Regions from separate parts of the Homo sapiens genome. Here region 2 is linked to region 1. A link is a loop called in an ENCODE intact Hi-C map of the cell type or tissue named here. Cell type or tissue: dorsolateral prefrontal cortex. All regions are shown on one strand. Each heading gives the region's core, and the rest is flanking DNA. Links, peaks and the distances in the headings are about the cores only.

Evidence for each region. Peaks named below come from ENCODE experiments on the same cell type or tissue, not always from the same donor. Only the 100,000 strongest peaks of a DNase experiment are listed, where the experiment ranks them.
Region 2: a loop joins it to region 1, with 7 times the contacts of the local background. A loop is called at or near these places in 4 of 110 quality-filtered maps.

The regions. Positions count from the first base shown.
Region 1 is chr2:131,025,061-131,034,325 of GRCh38, forward strand. ARHGEF4 (Rho guanine nucleotide exchange factor 4) reads left to right here. Exons shown (of 14, transcript NM_001367493.1): 5 at 2,885-3,024. Among named protein-coding and RNA genes, the nearest start is that of SMIM39, 5.4 kb to the right of the region's middle. In dorsolateral prefrontal cortex, for the core only: a CTCF peak has its summit at 5,499; a DNase peak (open chromatin) is centred at 5,521; H3K4me3 peaks cover 322 bases; H3K27ac peaks cover 767 bases.
Region 2 is chr2:131,143,812-131,153,076 of GRCh38, forward strand. PLEKHB2 (pleckstrin homology domain containing B2) reads left to right here. Exons shown (of 8, transcript NM_001100623.2): 8 at 2,826-6,034. The coding sequence ends at 2,962. Among named protein-coding and RNA genes, the nearest start is that of PLEKHB2, 43 kb to the left of the region's middle. In dorsolateral prefrontal cortex, for the core only: a CTCF peak has its summit at 4,827; no DNase peak of the experiment used is centred there.

The DNA.
Region 1 (9,265 bases), core at 4,221-6,720:
AGTCCTATAAAAAAATACCTGAGACTGGGTAATTTATGAAGGAAAGAGGTTTAATTGGCTCACAGTTCCACAGGCTTCACAGGACGCATGACAGGGAGGCCTCAGGAAACTTAGATCACAGCGGAAGGTGAAGGGGAAGCAAGTACCTTCACCACATGGCAGCAGGAGAGAGAGTGAGCAAAGGGGGAAGTGCTGCATACTTTTAAACGATCAGATCTCATGAGAACTCATTCACTATCACGAGAACAGCAAGGGGGAAATCCGCCCCCATGATCCAATCACCTTCCACCAGGCCACACCTTTAATTCAACATGAGATTTGGGCAGGGTCACAAATCCAAACCATATCCCTGAGGGTTTCCCAGGTCAGTTCTGGGGACACATGTGGAGCTTTAACTGTTCCTGATGTTGGCTCTGCCAGGCCTTTGGGCTCCACTTTTAAGGAACTTGCCATTTGCCACCCCAGTCATCCTCCCAGCTTCCATCTGTTCAAGTGTTCATCCTTCCATTGGTTTCTTCATCTGTTTCATCACCATTTATGTGTTTCTTCCATCCATCTGTTTACTCATTTATTTACTTAACATTTCCTAAACGTCGACATTACGACATTAACAAATAAGTCATGGCTCCTGCCTTCAAGGAGCTCAGAGTCTATCTGGTTGGGGGGAGTCAGACCAACATAGTGTACAGGGATGCGTTTCCTTCTGTGAGAGTTGCCTGTTCAAGCTCCCTGAGAGTAAGATAAGAGTCATGGATGGGACTCTCACAGACGAGAAAATGTCTGAAAAGAGTCTTCAAAGTTCATATTTTCACCTATGTTGGGCCCATGTGGATAATCCAAGATAATCTTCCTATTTTGAGGTCAGCTGATTAGCAGCCCTGGTTTCATCTGCAACCTTAATTCCTCTTTAATTCCTCACGTAACATAACATATTCACAGGCTCTGGAGATGCCATCTTTTCATCTTTTGGAGACCATTATTGTGCCTCCTGCAAGAAGAGAGTCCAGATGCAGACCCAGCTATCTAGAATCTCAACTCAAGGACAGAGCAGACATTGTAGGTCCATGGGAAAGGACTGCCCATTCCATGAATGGTGCCAAGACCATTTATTATCCTTACAGAAGAAAGAAATTGGTTTCCAACCTCACTCTATACCACAAAAATCATTTCCAGGTGGATTAACAGCATACATATCAAAAGAAAAGTTATAAAACATTAAAGGATAACAGAGAAGAATATCATTATGACTGAGGTTGGAAAGAATTTCCTAGACACAGAAAACATACACCAAATAGGACTAGATTGACAGATTTGTCTATATTAAAATTAAGGACTTCCGTTCTTCAAAAGGCACCTTAAAAATAGTAACAAGCCACAAACTGGGAGGAGATAGTTGTGGCACATCTGAGTGACGGAGGTATCTAGAAGTGAGGAAAGGAATGTGTGTGTATACATACATACATGAATACATACATATTTTTATGTCAATGATATGTTAAAGATAAGCAATTCAATAGACAAATGGGTAAAACTCATAAACACTTCACATTAAAGGAAAATATAAATGGCCCATAGATAAAAGGTCAACTCATTAGTAATCTAAAATGTCAATTAAAATCACAGTAAGATACCATTTCATACCCATTAGACTCAAGAATTTAAATGTCTCGTAATGCCAATCACAAGAGCTGGCTGGGATGTGGAGGGATGGAACATTCTTGCGCCGCTTTCAGGTTCTGGGAAACTATTTGGTGTGCCTAGGACCCAGCAGGGCCACACACACCTAGGCGTCTACACTCAGCAGTGTGAATTCACACCAGGGGTGGTGATTTTCCCCAACTGGACAAATATCTTAGCTATTATGATGGTTTATGGCTCTCCAGAATGCCACATTGCGTAAGCAATACACAATACATTTGTGGTATTGATTTCATAGGGGCAGGAAAGGATTAGGAAAACAACGTGCTCCTTAGTGGGGCCGTCATGAAAGCAGGGTTGAGAAACAATGTCCTAGAGAAACCCTCCAACGCATGCCCAGGAGGCATGCAGACACTGTCCAGCAGCACCACCACAGCAGCACAGGGAATGACCCACCCTGCTCCAGCAGTACAGCCAACACACAAAATGTGAAAGACTCGTACAACACAAGACTGTGTGGCAGTGAAAATGAAACAATCACAGCTACACACACAGTTGAGTGAAAAGAGCCAGCCAGAGAAGAGTGGATTTGCTGGATCCCTTTAGACAAGGTCAAAACTTAGCATAACTGACAGAACTAAATGCTAAGACAAAGGCATGAGAATGATTTATTACAAGTTCTAACTCTTGAATATCTCTACAGGAGGGAGATGGGAATGGGACTGGAATGGAGTATACAAGATATGGAAGGTCAAGTTTCTGGTGTTTTTCTTAAGTAGAGTGATGGGTATCAGGACTGTTCATTGTATTAAATTTCAAACCATATTTGCATGTATGTAACTATGTTTTCTTTGAATACACACATATATATTGCATAACAAAATGTTAACATTTTTCCTAAGGGCCTATACTATAGCCAACACAATGGAAAATGGTTTGTCACTGAATACAACCTAAGGGGCTCTCGAGCTGTGTGATGGTGAATACTTATGTTTCCTTGTCAGCCAAGTTGCTGTAGACTGGGTGATGGGTGACTAATGGTGGTGGTGTGAGTGAGTTGGTGCATTCTTTCACCCAGGCCACATGTTTGTGGCAAGGATGGTTTGAGAACCTAGCCCTGCAACCTGCACGCTCCCCCTGCAGAAGAAGCATTTGTCCTGAACCCACTGGGCTCCTTCTCCACGTGTTCTCCCCTCAGCCCTTCCCAGCCCAGCCCCCTTTGCCCAGCTGCTGTCTCTCCTTCCAGCCATGCCTGATGGAGCTCTGGACACAGCTGTCTGCGCTGACGAAGTGGGGAGCGAGGAGGACCTGTATGATGACCTGCACAGCTCCAGCCACCACTACAGCCACCCTGGAGGGGGTGGGGAGCAGCTGGCTATCAATGAGGTAGGGTCAGGGCTGCACGGGCAGAGGGAGGGACAGGCTGGGGCTACAGGCTAGATTCCAGCACGCTAATGCAGGCCAGATGCCCACAGTCCACGTTCCATGTGGCTGCTGGTGGTGCTGGCCATACACAGCGCAGTTTCAGCCTGCAGTCCTCATTTGGGATGTGGTGTCAAGAGCACGGTTTGTCCAACACAGGACTCCCTGTGCCCTCCTGAGGCCCACAGAGCAGATGCAATGCCAGCGTGCTGGTCCACCTTATGGGGCTGTCCTAGTGAGCAGCTGTCAAGAGCCATCCCAGCTGGAGGAGTCCTACTTAGTAGAAGGGAGGCTAGGGCTTCTCCAGTCACTCCAGCCCCTGACCCCCCAACCAGCCATCTGGGCAGGCTGGGAACAAGTTGAGGGAAAAACCATTTTCTCTCCTGACAACAGGAGTTCAGAAGTATTGCTGTTGCTATGACAACTGCGTGCAAGTTGCTGTGTTTTTGCTATTCCTACTGAAGCAGAAGAAATCCATGAGAATCCTCATCCAGGCAAAACTGGTTCCCATCTGAGTTCTCCCTTTGCATTCCCAATAAGAGAGGAATCGTGATGCTTTAACGCCCCTCTCTTTCTCACTCACCCTCCTACTTTCTCAGCCTCTTTTACTTAACTGGAGGGTGTTGTTGAACGTCATGGAAGTGTAACCAGTTGACCAGCACAAGCACATGCCCATAGCAAATGCCATGTTCTCTAGTCAGGAGGTACTGGTGTGTTTCTGCTTCATTAAAACTGGACTCTGACAACCCAGGATCTTATAGCACACAGGTTTTTCCTTAAGAAGAGATCAATTTTGGAAGAGTTAGACTTTTCTGTGAATGAATGAGTTGGGGGGCTTCTCAGAAGCCAGTGAGGAGGGTGGCGTCCTCCTTACCCACTGGACAGAGGAGTGGAATCAAAGGCCCATGAACTCCTCCTAGAGGCCCAGCTCTAGATGATGATTTAAAACAGTCATTAAGGGCGGGCATGGTGGCTCACGCCTATAATCTCAGCACTTTGGGAGGCTGAGACGGGTGTATCACCTGAGATCAGGAGTTCAAGACCAGCCTGGCCAACACTGAAACCCCATCTCTACTAAAAATACAAAAATTAGCCAGGCATGGTGGCGGGCACCTGTAATCCCAGCTACTCGAGAGGCTGAGGCAGGAGAATAGCTTAAACCTGGGAGGCAGAGGTTGCAGTGAGCCAAGATCGTGCCACTGCACTACAGCCTGGGCAACAGAGTGAAACTCCATCTCAAAAATAAAAATAAAACAGTCGTTAAATAATGCGCTACTCAAAATCCATGGTGCATAAAAAATAAACATGTAAATAAGCTTTCCCAACAAAACCTTTCTTTTTAAGTGCCTCTTCGTAAGCTACTTGGGATGGAAGGTGTTCTGAAATGATGCCACCTGAAGCAGAATTCACAAGGAATGGTTGTGCTTTTCCTTTTTTTTTTTTTTTTGAGATGGAGTCTCACTCTTGTCGCCCAGGCTGGAGTGCATTGGCACAGTGGTCTCGGCTAACTGCCACCTCCGCCTCCCAGGTTCAAGTGATTCTCCTGCCTCAGCCTCCCAAGTAGCTGGGATTACAGGCGCCCGCCACCACACCTGGCTAATTTTTGTACTTTTAGTAGAGACAGGGTTTCACCATGTTCGCCAGGCTAGTCTCAAACTCTTGAACTCAGGTGATCTGCCCGCCTCAGCCTCCCAAAGTGCTGGGATTACAAGCGTAAGCCACCACACTCGGCCAGTTGTACTTTCTCTGGAAGACTCAGGCTGCCTCCTCCATCTTGGGGCTCGGTCCAGCAGGGGGACCCCGAGGGGGCCTGTCAGATGTGGGGCATGGAGCACTGAGCAGTGACCGTTTGAGCTGGTTCACATGGCTGTGACACCAGATGGTGTGAGGCTGTGCAGGGCTGATGGTAACTGACTGCACACACCCAGCAGGGTGAGCTCTCAGTACATCTCCAACCACGAGGGTGATCATCCCAACCAAAGCCCTCAGGACTCCGGAGAGGTGGGGGTTCCATGGCTGGCCTTATGGCTGCGTTGATCTTGTGTCTGCATTTCATAGTTGTGTGTCTCCTACCTGAGGATAAAATTATGGATTGTCACATCTTGCTGCTGGCGAAGAGGTGTTTTTTTGGGCTCTGAGTTCCTTGACAAGTTGTTCATTCTAAGATGCTTTGGCCGAGAAAGGCCAAGAGCCAGGACTTCTCTGAAAAAATAACCCAAAAAATGAGGCTCTGTCATCTTTCTGAGGGAAAGGCAGGCAATTTAGATTTGGATTGTGTAAGCGCCTGTTTGGTCCTGTTTGGTTCAGAGGTCTCTCCTGGCATTGGAGGTTGCTGAGCAGACGGAGTGTTGCTGCTTTGCCTTAACGTTTAGGGCGCGTGTCCCCAGGGAGAAGGACACACACATCACAGAGGAGAGCAGGAAGTCAGGCAGAGGGAGCCCGTCTCCTGCGATGCTGCAGGCTGGTGCTGGGGAGGCTGGCTCCTGTCCCAGATGGCATCCACGCGCCTCATGAAGGCTACCAGTGCTTCCAGATCCTCATGTAGAAAGGCTGTCCTGAGAGAGGCAGTAAGAAGGGCAGGCCTGGGCTTGGAGGCCTCTCTGGGTCCAGCACAGCGCTGCAGCAAGGCCATCTCTGTGTTTTGTGGGTGGATGTGACACCGGAGCCCTCACTGTGCCTAGCTTGCACTGCAGACTCAGGAAAGGTGGTGCCTGCCTGTTAGGAGCCGCCAGAAGCATTAAGTGGACTCACTCATCAGAAACTGAAAAGATAAGAAGTGATTGTCCTGCGACAGGCCAGTTCCCGGGCCTTCAGGGCAGCACTCCCACGGGCTCAGCCAGAAGCTTTGCTGGGGGTTAGCGTGACTTTAATATCTAGAGATGAGCAAAGCAACAGGTGTCAGAAAAAAGTCCTTACTAAATAATATTTGGCTTGCCCTAAAATCACACATTCACTTCTATTTTCTAAGAATATGTAGGGGCTAAATTGTGGCCCTTTCTTATCTTTTTGAGCTCTCAGTTCCTTGACAAGTTGTTCATTCTAAGATGCTTTGGCCAAGGAATATCTAAGATGTTTGACATCAACATGAACAAGAAAGGGTCACAATTTAGCCAGATGCCTCCCTCAGAAGGGGAAACCACCTTGCAATTTCCTAAGCAGAACGAATGCAAACCCTCTGGCCTGGAGAGCGGCCCACTCGGGGCAGAGCCGCGAGGCAGTTTGCATTCCAGGTACATGAGGAGTGATTTTTATGCTTGCACACAGATGTGTGTGCACGTGCTGTACATAAAGGGTGTGGGTGTGTGTTGCATACATGTAACGTGTGTAGTGAGTACTTGCGTCAGGGACGCACCAGGTCCTAGGATGCAGCTGTGCAGAAGCCATAGTCCTGCCTGCAGGGAGCTGCCCACAGGCCGTGTCTGTGTGGGCCCCTGCATTGTCCCATATGGGCCTGAGGAACGTGCAAACAGGCACAATGTCTCGTTCCTTCTGCATTCCTTGAGTTCCCTGTGCCCTGCCCCTCGTGAGTGTCCAGTCCCTGCCAGGCAAATTAAGGAATGCAGACGCTGAGTGTTTTCAGTGCCCAGGAGTGTACTCTCTTCTTCCAGCACTGGCCCCTCTAGGGCCTACCCCCAAGGCCATGGCCCAGGCCTGGGCCTGTCTGCCCAGTTCCTCGCCCTCCCCCTTGACTCTCTTGGGCTGCACTGTGCCCCTGCAGTCAGGCCTGAGGCCACCCTAAGCCCCCTGGACTTTTTCTGAAGCTAAAGCCAGAAGCGCCTGTCAGTGAGAGTGACCACCCAGCTCCCTCCCCACCACCACCACCGTGTGGGCAGTGCTGCCAGTGCGAGCCATGATGTGACCAGGGGAGAGGACGGCCTGGCTCCTGCTGGGGAGGTCTAGGGTCTCCCATTGCCCACTGGCACCTGTGAACAGCAGCCTGTCCCCTGCCTCATGTCTTGCAGCATCCTGTGAGCTGCTTCTGCCCCACCTCATGGAGTGCCTAAGCCCAGCTCGTCTTCCAGCCTGGTGAGGATGAGCACGAGGTGTCTGGCGCACTGATAGGCATCAGGCTCCTCTGTGGGGCCGAGGAGGGGGAACAAGAGCCAGGTCCGGCCTGGGGACAGATGTCCCCAGGGCAGGGTCACTGCCCTTGCTCTCCTGGCATTCTCCATGAGACAACCCGAGGATGCTATAGGACATGAGGCCAGCTCTTGGTCACCCCTCATGGAGTCACTCTGACTCGCTCCAGGTGTTTTTGTCTTCCCTGAGTTCCCGTGCCGCTGGACATCCCTCCCCAGTCCTGACCTGGCTCTTATTCCCCCTCCTCAGCCCCAGGGAGGAGCCTGATGGCTGTCAGTGCTGCAGATACCTTGTACTCATCCTCATTAGGCTGGACAGCAAGCTGGGCTTAGGTGCTCCATGAGGCGGGGCAGGAGCAGCTCACAGTCCCTTGGGGCCACTGCTGCCACTTTTGCGCAGGGCTGCAAGGTCACCTGGTGGCCAGCCCCTCCAAAGTGGCTTTCCTCTTCCCTTTGTCCTCCCAAAGCCACAGCACTGGGGGCTCACCCCTCATCTGCCCCAGACACCTATGTCTCCCTTCTGCTTGCACCTCAGTCCTGCCACCAGCCTAGTTGGGCCACTCCCCTCCCTGGTGGGAGCTGTCTGTCCAACCCCTCAAGGGCCTAGGCCTTTGCCTTCAAGCTTTCTTTTCTTTTCTTTTCTTTTTTCTTTTTTTTTTTTTTTTTTTTTTGAGACGGGGTCTCACTCTGTCACCCAGGCTGGAGTACAGAAGCATAATCTTGGCTCATTGCAACCTCCACCTCCCAGGCTCAAGTGATCCTCCCACCTCAGTCTTTCTCGTAGCTGGGACTACAGGCACATGCCGCCACTCCTGGCTAATATGTGTATCTTTTGTAGAGATGGAGTTTCACTATGTTGCCCAGGCTGGTCTCGAACTCCTGAGCTCAAGCGATCTGCCCGCCTTGGCTTCGCAAAGTGCTGGGATTACAGGTTGTGAGCCACCACACCCTGTCTGCCTTCAAGCTTTTCTGTTAGGTTTTTGGTCATGAAACTCACATAGGAAAGCTGTTACCACTGCCGTTCCTGCCATAAACCCAGCTCTCTGGGATATAGAGGCTGGGGGCCCCTAGGCAGGGAGAAGGACCCTGCTCAGTCCTCAGTCAGGGGTGCTTCAGCCACCTTCAGTCCTCCCCAGGCTGCCCTGCTGTGCATGGGGCAGAGGATGTGCGCAGCACTCAGCTGGGGCTGAAGAACCAACCCCTGCCTGCCCAGGCCTGGCCCAGTGGCCGAGCAGGCTGCTGTAGACCCTCCAGCACTCAGTGCCTTTGCCGGCCATCCAGCTCACCGACCCACTGTACCCAGGGCCCAGAGGACATGTACCCTTCTGGGTGGCCAGCTGTTCAGAGGCCACAGGTGCACAATGAAGCATCCACACGTCAGGGGTTCGAAGCCACACCCCATGAGAGGACACATCACCATCTTACTAGAGGACTGCTGGGATTTGGGGGTACCAGCGAGACTTTAGATGTCTTCTGATCCCCCCAATTCTCCTGACAGCTTGGGGGAGCAAACCTGCAGACCAGCGTTTTCTAAAGAACTGGGCATGAGCAGTACACCAGGCGGATGGGCCCAGGCTGAACCTTCAGATGTGAGGGAGGCACACAGCCTCTCTGGACACATCCCTGACACTTCTCTGCACACACACACGGGCACCCACATGTTGTACATAGGCACATGCATGGAAACCCCACCCACATACACACAGGTACCCATATGTATATACACACAGAGGTATCCCCTTACACAGAGGTGCCTATGCCCATGCACACACAGGTACCCCTTGTGTACACACATGCACACACATGTGGCATCCACTCTGCTTTACAGTCAACAGGATGGTGACATTCAGGGTACACTCACCTATCTTTGCAAGGGGTGGCCAAGAGCTGGCCACACACAGAGAGATCAGAGCATACAAAGTCACTCCCATGGGAACACCCAGTCTGCACACATTCCCTCTGTGCGCCCCTCCCTGCCCTCCAGGAACTCTTCTTGCTCCAGGATTCAAAGCACTGAGCTTGTTGCCCAGAAATCTCTGCCCATGCCTGAGCGGAGTGTTTAGCCCTCTCCCCTGCAGTCTTCTTATCTCTCAGAAGGACACACTGACTGTACCTGGGCTGTCATT
Region 2 (9,265 bases), core at 3,290-5,789, 120 kb after region 1:
CAGAATAGGGCTGTTGCCGCTGTTTCTTACTGTATAGAGAGCACAGATATTGCAGACGTGGTTGTTTAGGGCACTTCTGGAAATGAGTCCATCCTTGCCCTTGGCTCTCGTCAGTAGAGTAGAAGTAGCACTCTCACAGGCAGTACTCGGAATGCTTGCCGCCCACATAAGGGGCTGAGTCAGTAGGCATTATGGCCAGCCTGCCTCAGAGTGGTGACCAGGCAGCCCCCAGACTTGCTTGCTGTGGAAGGGTCAAATGGGTTTGTGGTCGATACACAGCAGCTTGTGTTGACAACCAGATGGGTGCTTTGCCACCTCCATGCCATCCTGTCTGCCAGGGTCTCACTGCCTAGAGCTAGTCCACAAGAACCCTCCTAGTCATGCACAGAGCTGGTTAAGGCTCTCTCTTCAGTGTGATTGGGACCAGTGGTTGGTCAGCCAATTGAGAAAGTACAGAGTACTGTAGACGTATTGTAAACATTGTGCTGTGATTTAACCCGCTAGTGGGTGTTCGTTCGGCTCTCCTATAATGTGGGGTTGAGGTGTTTGCTTTGAGTTGGCTCCTTTGGTTGGAGTCTTCTATTTCTGTCTTGTAGAGACCATCCTCATGACACGTCATTGCACTGCAGTTTCCAGGGGTAAGTCCAAGAGCAGACTTCTAGATTTGGGGACTATAGTCCTCCCATCCTCCCATCTTTTATAGTTTTCTTAATTCCCTGATTTGATGGTAATTTGTAAAAGTAACCTTCCTTTATTTAGTTTTTCCTGTAGTATCTTAGTTGCCATAGAAACTGTGTCTGCCTTTTTCTCATTCACATTTTGACCATTTATGTAATATTAGTTAAATTAGGCAATTATAATAAGTGTGACCTGGAAGCATCCACAGCTGACTCTGGCAAGGACTGAGCTCAATGCAGGAGCAGAGCTCAGCAGGAGCCACAAGAGAGTGGCCTGGTCCTGCAGCCAGGGGACCTCAGCATGACTTGCAGGGGCATCAGAATGTAGATTTTCCATGGGACCTTTTCATTAGGTCAGCTCACAAGTTCTATTGTGTTACATTTGGCTAGTTGGAGTTAACATTACTGAGCATTTTAAAATGTCAGGGCTGTGAAAGTAAATGCCGTAATTCCCTAGTTTTGAAATTTAAACATTGCAAAAATAATCACTTGCTTCCAGTACTGTTACCTGTACCAGATCAGCCCTTAGATTTACGATGGTTTCATTGTACTACTCTGTGCCTTTTGAGTTTTGTCATTCATCATCCTCTGTTGTATTTGAGGCATTAGTGGGTATAAATGCATACTGTAGCCAGAGTGCCTGGGTTTGTGTGCCCTTACTGTCCTTAACTGCTGTGTGCCTCAGTTTGCCCATCTGCAAAATAGGGATAAAAGTGCACTCAGTTGAGTAAGAGCATTCCAATGTATGTAGTGCTGTAAGTGGCTGGAAATGTTCACCTTTGTTACCACTGCGGGTTTCACTTCTGCTCTTCATCCACATGTGCACATCACTAGTGACTAGTTTTTTTTCTTTTCTTTTTTTGTGTGTTTGAGACAGAGTTGCACTCTGTTGCCCAGACTGGATTGCAGTGACAGGATCTCAACTCACTGCAGCCCCCGCCTCCCAGGTTCAAGCAATTTTCATGCCTCAGTATGGGATTACAGGCATGCGCCACTACCCCTGGCTAATTTTTTTTTGGTAATTTTTTAAGAGACAGGGTTTCACTGTGTTGGCCAGGCTGGTCTAAAACTTCCGGCCTCAAGTGATCCACCTGCCTCAGCCTCCCAAAGTGCTGGCATTACAGGTGTGAGCCATCAAGCCTGGCCAGCCAGCCTTTGAACCATTAAAGGAATAGAGGATCAAGGAGGAAAGTTAACGCTATTAATACCTGAGCAGTTTGAAAGCTACTTAGCTACTAGGCATTATAGCTGTGAAGCATGGAAGAGAGCAAACAGTATATTTCCAGTTGTAAATTTTAATCTTGCAAATTAAATACTAAATTTGTCTGTGGTTTGTTTTTTTGAAGTTTTCACCTCTAACATAAATATTTATTTTTTCTCTATAAAGACATGCAGTAAAAAAGAGTAGGCCGGGCCGGGCGTGGTGGCTCATGCCTGTAATCTCAGCACTTTGGGAGGCCGACGCGGGTGGATTACGAGGTCAGGAGATCGAGACCATCCTGGCTAACACGGTGAAACCCCGTCTCTACTAAAAATACAAAAAATTAGCCAGGCGTGGTGGTGGGCGCCTATAGTCCCAGTTACTCAGGAAACTGAGGTGGGAGAATAGCTTGAACCTGGGCGGTGGAAGTTGCAGTGAGCTGAGATCATGCCACTGCACTCCAGCCTGGGGACAGAGCAAGACTCCTTCTCAAAAAAAAAAAAAAGTTATATGTGCAGATTTAAGGCTTAATTTAAAAATTGGTTTGCGTGCATACTAAGAAGCTCATTTGCTTTAAGTGAGCATTTCCTTTTTGGGCTTTTGTTGGGCACTGTGTGTCTCCCATGTTCCCCATTTGTCTGCCACCCAATAAGCATGGTGTCGAGGGCTGAAGTAGAAATCAGAGGCTAGAATCTGAAAGCTTCATTAGGGTTCTGCTTTTTGCAGATTAGGGACTTTGGCCCTTAGTGAGCTGAGGATCTTGGTTTCCTCCCAGTGTGCGGTTTCAGGGATGTCGGCCACATGATGTGCCTGTTGTGGAGGAGGGCTGGGTCGCCAGTGTGACAGGAGACAGCAGATCCCTTTTGTGAAAGGAGAACTGGTACTTTGCGTGATGTTAAACTTCACAAACCGCTGCTCAGAAATCTGCTATTTTCCTTCTCTTTTAGGACTTTATGGACAGCAGCCTGCTAACCAAGTCATCATTCGAGAGCGCTATCGAGACAACGACAGCGACCTGGCACTGGGCATGCTGGCAGGAGCAGCCACGGGCATGGCCTTAGGGTCTCTATTTTGGGTCTTCTAGGGGCCTCAAGGTCTTGATGTGCATAGCTTCTGATAACCCTGTGTGCAATAATATGATTTGCAGGGCATTTCTGTTTGTGACAAAAGTTTTTAATAATAGTTTTAATCATTCCTTTGAAAGTAGTGATGTCATAATTGTACTAATCCACATAAGTACCACAGAGAAGGGTTTGAACTGTGCTATTTTGTTCAAATGTTGACTCTCCGGGGGCACTGGCTCATTCCAAGACTGTTCTTGTGCAACTCTCAGAATACCTTATTTGAGCATACCTGTTTTGAAAGGCATTTTCTTTTTAGAGTTAGGTGTAGTGCTTAAGGGTTAATTTATTTTCATGTTATGCCAGTAATATAGTGTTGTATGCCTATTGAGTGATTGTGGCAAGAAAAGCTACAGCTTCTTTGCGTTTAACTTTTTCAAACCACAGACCAGAACTGGTTGCATGTTACTTTAGGAGTTGTGGGTTGGTAAGCTCCCAGGTACTTCCCGAGGCTATGGTGTGAGAGCCCCCGTCCTGCCCTCTGGGGCTCCACAGGCCCCTGGCAAGGCCGATGGCTCAGGATGATGGGGCACAGCCCGCCTTTGAACAATCATGCTTCAGAAATCTGCCTGACCCTAGCTGCTGCTGCTGCTCACTTTATTCTTGTATGGCTTTGGTAGGCATACTTGGAGAACATATCCCACATTAGGAATTGATTTAAGCCTGAGAGTTTGAGGGCTTTAATCCTTTAAAACTTGGAGAAGCTGGCTGGGCGCGGTGGCTCACGCCTGTAATCCCAGCACTTTGAGAGACCGAGGCGGGCGGATCACGAGGTCAGGAGATCGAGACCATCCTGGCTAACACGGTGAAACCCCATCTCTACTAAAAATACAAAAAATTAGCTGGGCGTGGTGGCAGGCGCCTGTGGTCCCAGCTACTCGGGAGGCTGAGGCAGGAGAATAGTGTGAACCCAGGAGGCGGAGCTTGCAGTGAGCCAAGATAGTGCCACTGCACTTCAGCCTGGGTGACAGAGTGAGACTCTGTCTCAAAAAAAAAAAAAAAATCCTGGAGAAGCCAGAACAATATACAAACAAGTATGTGGAGGCAGATTTGCTTTATTCCAAGAGGCTGTTTGAGTGTGTGTCTGCCTAAGCCTCCTTATAGCCTATTTTTCTACTTGCTGAGAGAGTAATATTAAAGGAACAGTGAGGGAGTGGAAGGAGAGCCTTAGTTAGAGCGTTCCCATTTCTGGCCTTTGGGGGTTTGCACTGTGCGGGAGATGCTCTCTCATCACTCTGAAGGCCCATCCTGTGCAGAAGTGGGACTCTGTGGCTGTTCACTGAGCACCAGGGCAGACTGTAGCTGAGCAGACTTGGGTTATGGATGGGATATGGGGCCCAGGGACCCTCAGGACACAGGGACCGGCTCAAGGTACCACTCAGCCTGGCCAGGACCCCCAGCTTTGCTTTTGTTCTTGATCTCTTTGTGATAGAGAAGCTTAGAACATTGAATTTGGAACCCCAAAATGTGTGAGTCTTTGGAAAACCCATTCCAGCCTTTCTTCAAATGCTCTTATTTTCAGTATATGAAGTGTGTATTTGAAATATTCATATTTCTGTTATTTCTTGTTTTCAAGCTCTGAATTATTGCAGTTTTCTGTCCTGCATGCTTTCAACAGTGTGCTTTTACAGTGGCAGTTTAGCACAGCGAATGTCCCTGCCCCACACTCCATATGGTCCTGTTTTCCTGAAAATACACTCCAGGTAGCACAGACTTGTTATTTTGCCTGGCTGGTTACACACATGCTGTCTTGCTTTGCTGCTCAGCCACCTCCCTCTGAGGCCAACTTAGGCCAACCTACATAGGACTCCATCTTTAGCGAGACACCAGAGACACCTAGTGATGACCACGGGTCTGCTTTTCTCTCTGATCCTAGGGGACTTGTTGACATGGGAGTGTCTGTTTCCACATGGAAGGATGTCTGTTTATCTCTCATCTCTGAATAGATGTATGACAACTCTAGTGTCCATGGTTTAAAATGTTGCTTTGAGGATTTTCCATCCTGTATAAGAAGAATGGCTTTCTTCAGATTATAATCGTTATTAAAGCTGTATGTACACTTTACTTAAAAACTATTAACAGTTTTTCATGTTGCACTGGTGGTAATTTTGAACTTGGAATTACTGGGTGGGAATTCCAGGAACCACAGAGTATTGATTTTTGCTGCCAAAATGCTCTTGAAGCAGATGTCCCTGTGCTCCCCTGGCTGCTTCTGGCTGAAGGGGGGAGGTGTAGACTGAAGCTTGGGCACTCATGTGTGTCCCCTCCCCAGTCCCCATCCTAGTGGGGCCAGTCTCATTAGGCAGCCATAGATAAGCCTGGAACTTGGCTGTCATTAGTGACTTGATCCTGGTATGAAATGCATACTGGGTATAAGGTTGCTCAGGTATTTTATTTCCTTGGCCACAACTCCCATAGATGCCAATGTTTTGATAGCCTCAGTTTCTCAACGATGTCTTTTGTTTACAGTGCTACACTTAGTGTGAGTCAAGAAGTGCTTGAGTTACAAGAAACTTCTTATTCAGGTTTGAGTAAGCATTTTACTTCCATGTGTACTTTTAAATAATCCATACCTTGAAGAAGTTGGCCAATGATATTATATACATGCTGATCTGATTGTTCTTTTCATTCCTTGAGTCAACTTCAGGGTCTTGGATACTAAAGAGAAGGAGAACTGTGGTTAATGTTTTGGATCATCATTTGTGAACAAGGCCAGACTTTGCCCATTTTAGGCTATCCAGGACTTAAGGTAGCCATCTGGATCATAAGAAGGTCCTGCAGTTGAGACAAAATGACCCAAGTGTATTTTCCACAAGTTTTGATCCTGTGTAATATTTCTTTTTCCTTCCCTAGTGTATGTAGATACAAGGCATGGAATGCAGTTCCACTTTCTCCCCAGAGTTGATCTTTTTGTGATTGCTTTCCCGTCTCTAGTAGTATTCTGTTGTGTCTAGAGAACTGATTTTTTCCTACATACGCAAATTGTACATTTGTAAGTGAAAATGTCAATACATTAAAGCATTAACCTTAAAGCATGTTTCATTGTGACTTCTGTTGTCTTTAAAAAATTACTTTGTAGTAACATACTCTCAGCTTTTTCTGCTGTCCTGGATCATAAGAATGCCATTTATTGAGGACCTACCAAATGCTAGTATATTGTCACATTAGAGACAACTCACTGAATTCTTAGTGACTCTGTAAGGGAGGTATTATCCAAGTTCCACTGGAGGGACCGAGGCTCAGAAGTTAAATAATTTACTCAGGAGCGTGCAGGTAGTAGGTCTCCACATCTGATGTTAAAACGCCTTGTTGTTCCCTGTGCCGTGTGCATATGAGAATTTGATTTCCACAAACAGCAGTGGCCCGTGCAGTCACACTCTTGGGATGGCTGTGAGAAAACGGACACTATTTTTCCCAACCAGATCCCTCTGGCAGTGTGTGTCCAATAACTTCTCCAGCATCTTTGGATATATGACTTTTTTGTTTTATTTATTTATTTATTTATTTATTTATTTATTTAGAGACGGAGTCTCACTCTGTTGCCCATGCTGGAGTGCAGTGGCGTCATCTCGGCTCATTGCAAGCTCTGCCTCCTGGGTTCACGCCATTCTTCTGCCTCAGCCTCCCAAGTAGCTGGGATTACAGGTGCCCGCCACCACACCTGGCTAATTTTTTGTATTTTTAGTAGAGATGGGGTTTCACCATGTTAGCCAGGCTGGTCTCAATCTCCCGACCTCATGATCCGCCCGCCTTGGCCTCCCAAAGTATTGGGATTACAGGAGTGAGCCACCACGCTCGACCGAAAAGCTCTATTTCTTGTTCAAGTCGCAGTCCATTGTGGGTTCATAAGGGATGAGAGGCTTCTGCTCCAGGCTGTCATTCAGGGACCAAAACTGCTTTTATCTCTTTGCCTTGGAATCTGCTGTGGGAACTTATACAACCTGCTGGAAGAAAAGACAGTGAAGACACACCCATCCTCAGCTCTGGAGTGGCGCTCCCCTTCCAGTGGTGAGGGCTAATCATGTGGCCTGGGCTCAGTGCTTGAGGTCTGGGAAGTATCGTCTGAACCCAGGAAGAAATGGCCCTCGCCTCAGCTGCTGATAACAGGCCGTAGTTAATGACAGATCATGATCATCAAGTATCGCCAATTCTCGGTGGAAGTTGGGTTTGTATTTACTTTGTACAGTTTTTACTGATTAATAAAGCCAGTGGTTGCAAATTACAAGCAAATTGTTAGTTCACACAACACAAATGTCATTTGGTCACTGATATTTTCGTTGCTGTTAAATCGTTTCTTTCCCCACTTACCAACTGTTGTGGATGGGCCTAGAGAAGATATTCACCCTTTCCAGCAAGGAATATAGTTCCTCCATCCATTTGTCCTTTATTACATTACAGTCATGCTGAGGATGACTGCGTTATTGCCCCTGGTTGTCCTGCTCCCCCTTCCCTGTGAGCGGCCTATAAGTTCCTGCCTGGTGCTGAGAGCCTGCCCATGCCATCTTGCCCACCGGAGGAACAGAGTCCAAGCCTAGCGGGTGGTGTGCCATGCCTGGGGGAAGGGGGTGTGAGTGTGTCATGTTTGAGCAGGTGCTGTAGGAAGCAGAGGGGGCTTCTCCAGCCTTCTCATCCTTTTCACCACTGCAGGAGCTGTCCCTCCTCTGTGGTCCCAGATAAGACTCATGGGGCAGAGCCTTCACAGCTGCCCCTCAGGGGCTCCATGTCACGGAAGGCAGGGGGAGCATTGTTTGCCGTACAGTAAAGCTGACCAGGATGAGCTGCCGCTGGGTGCTGTGCCAGGTGAGGGGGCACAGCAGTCAGCGAGACCATACTTGGGGAGGGGGACAGTGCTCCCACTGCCCAGGCCTCACCAGAGCAAGGGGTCCAGATAACACCACACCACGTGGGGTCCCAGGGTCGGGGCTTGCCCTTCTGAGCCTTTTCATGTCTGTGAATGGCTGGAGGGAAGGGGGTGATACCAAGCCCACAGGGCTGGTAGAGGACTAAGTGACCTGAGTGTGCAGGAAGGCCGAGCACGGTGCTGGGCACACTGAGTCCTCTGCAGATTTGACCCTCTGTTCCTCTTTTCCTGAGCTTCTCTTCTGTTATTTGTAAAACTGGGTGACAGTTCGTGTCTCCATTGCCCTCAAAGGTGAGACCACTCACTTCTTGTTCTCATGGCCAAGGAAGGCCCTGCCACGCCTGAGCTTTGCAGGTGGGAAGGGCTTCCTCTGCCCCTCCAGGGAATGTAAACATGGAGTCTTGGCATTTCTGTGTTCCCCGGACCTTTTATTAGTCTTTGCATAATCCCCCACTTTTACTCTTCTTGCAGAACTTTCTCCCTTCAACCACTAACCTAAGCTGGTGGAGGTGGGGGTAATGAGGCATGGTGGCAGTGATGCCTGGCCTGAGCCATCACCGGGCATTTACCAGCTGCATGCTCTGGGGGGCGGCTCGCCGCTGCGTTTCCCCTTTTGTTTACGACAGGTACAGTAGGAGCACCCTGAAGGACTGTGATGTGCATTCACTGAGTCAGCACAGATGGGAGGCATGGAGAGTGGTGCTGGGAACCTTTGTAACTACTGACAATAAATGTTTCTTATGATGCAGGCTTACAGATGAGGGACAGATGTGGTGTACCCTGAGGCACCTGGGTAGGCCTGAGGTCCTGCCTGGCTTGGTGGCTGGCTCTGGGACCTGTGGGACCCCAGCAGGCAGGGAGGAGGCAGTGTGGGCTGGGCTGGGGCAGAGGCTACTCTGCCACCTTGCTCTCATTTTACCTGGTATTGGGGGCACAAGTTGGCCACCTTGCCAAGGTCTTGGGAATCCTGAGGTCCAAACTCCAGTGGACAGGAGCAGGTTAGAAATGCATATTCCTGGTCGGGCGCAGTGGCTCACAGCTGTAATCCCAGCATTTTAGAAGGCCGAGGTGGGCGGATCACAAGGTCAGGAGACAGAGACCATCCTGGCTAACACAGTGAAACCCCGTCTCTACTAAAACTACAAAAAATTAGCCGGGCACGGTGGTGGGCGCCTGTAGTCCCAGCTACTCAACGAGGCTGAGGCAGGAGAATGGCGTGAACCTGGGAGGCGGAGTTTGCAGTGAGCTGAGATTGCGACACTACAGCCTGGGCGATAGAGCAAGACTCCATCTAAAAAAAAAAAAAAAAAAAAAAAAAAAGAAATGCATATTCCTGGGACTTAAAGCCACAACGTCCTGAGGGGGTCTCGGGTGGCCCGAGTCTGCATTTCCACCTGCCCTCAGG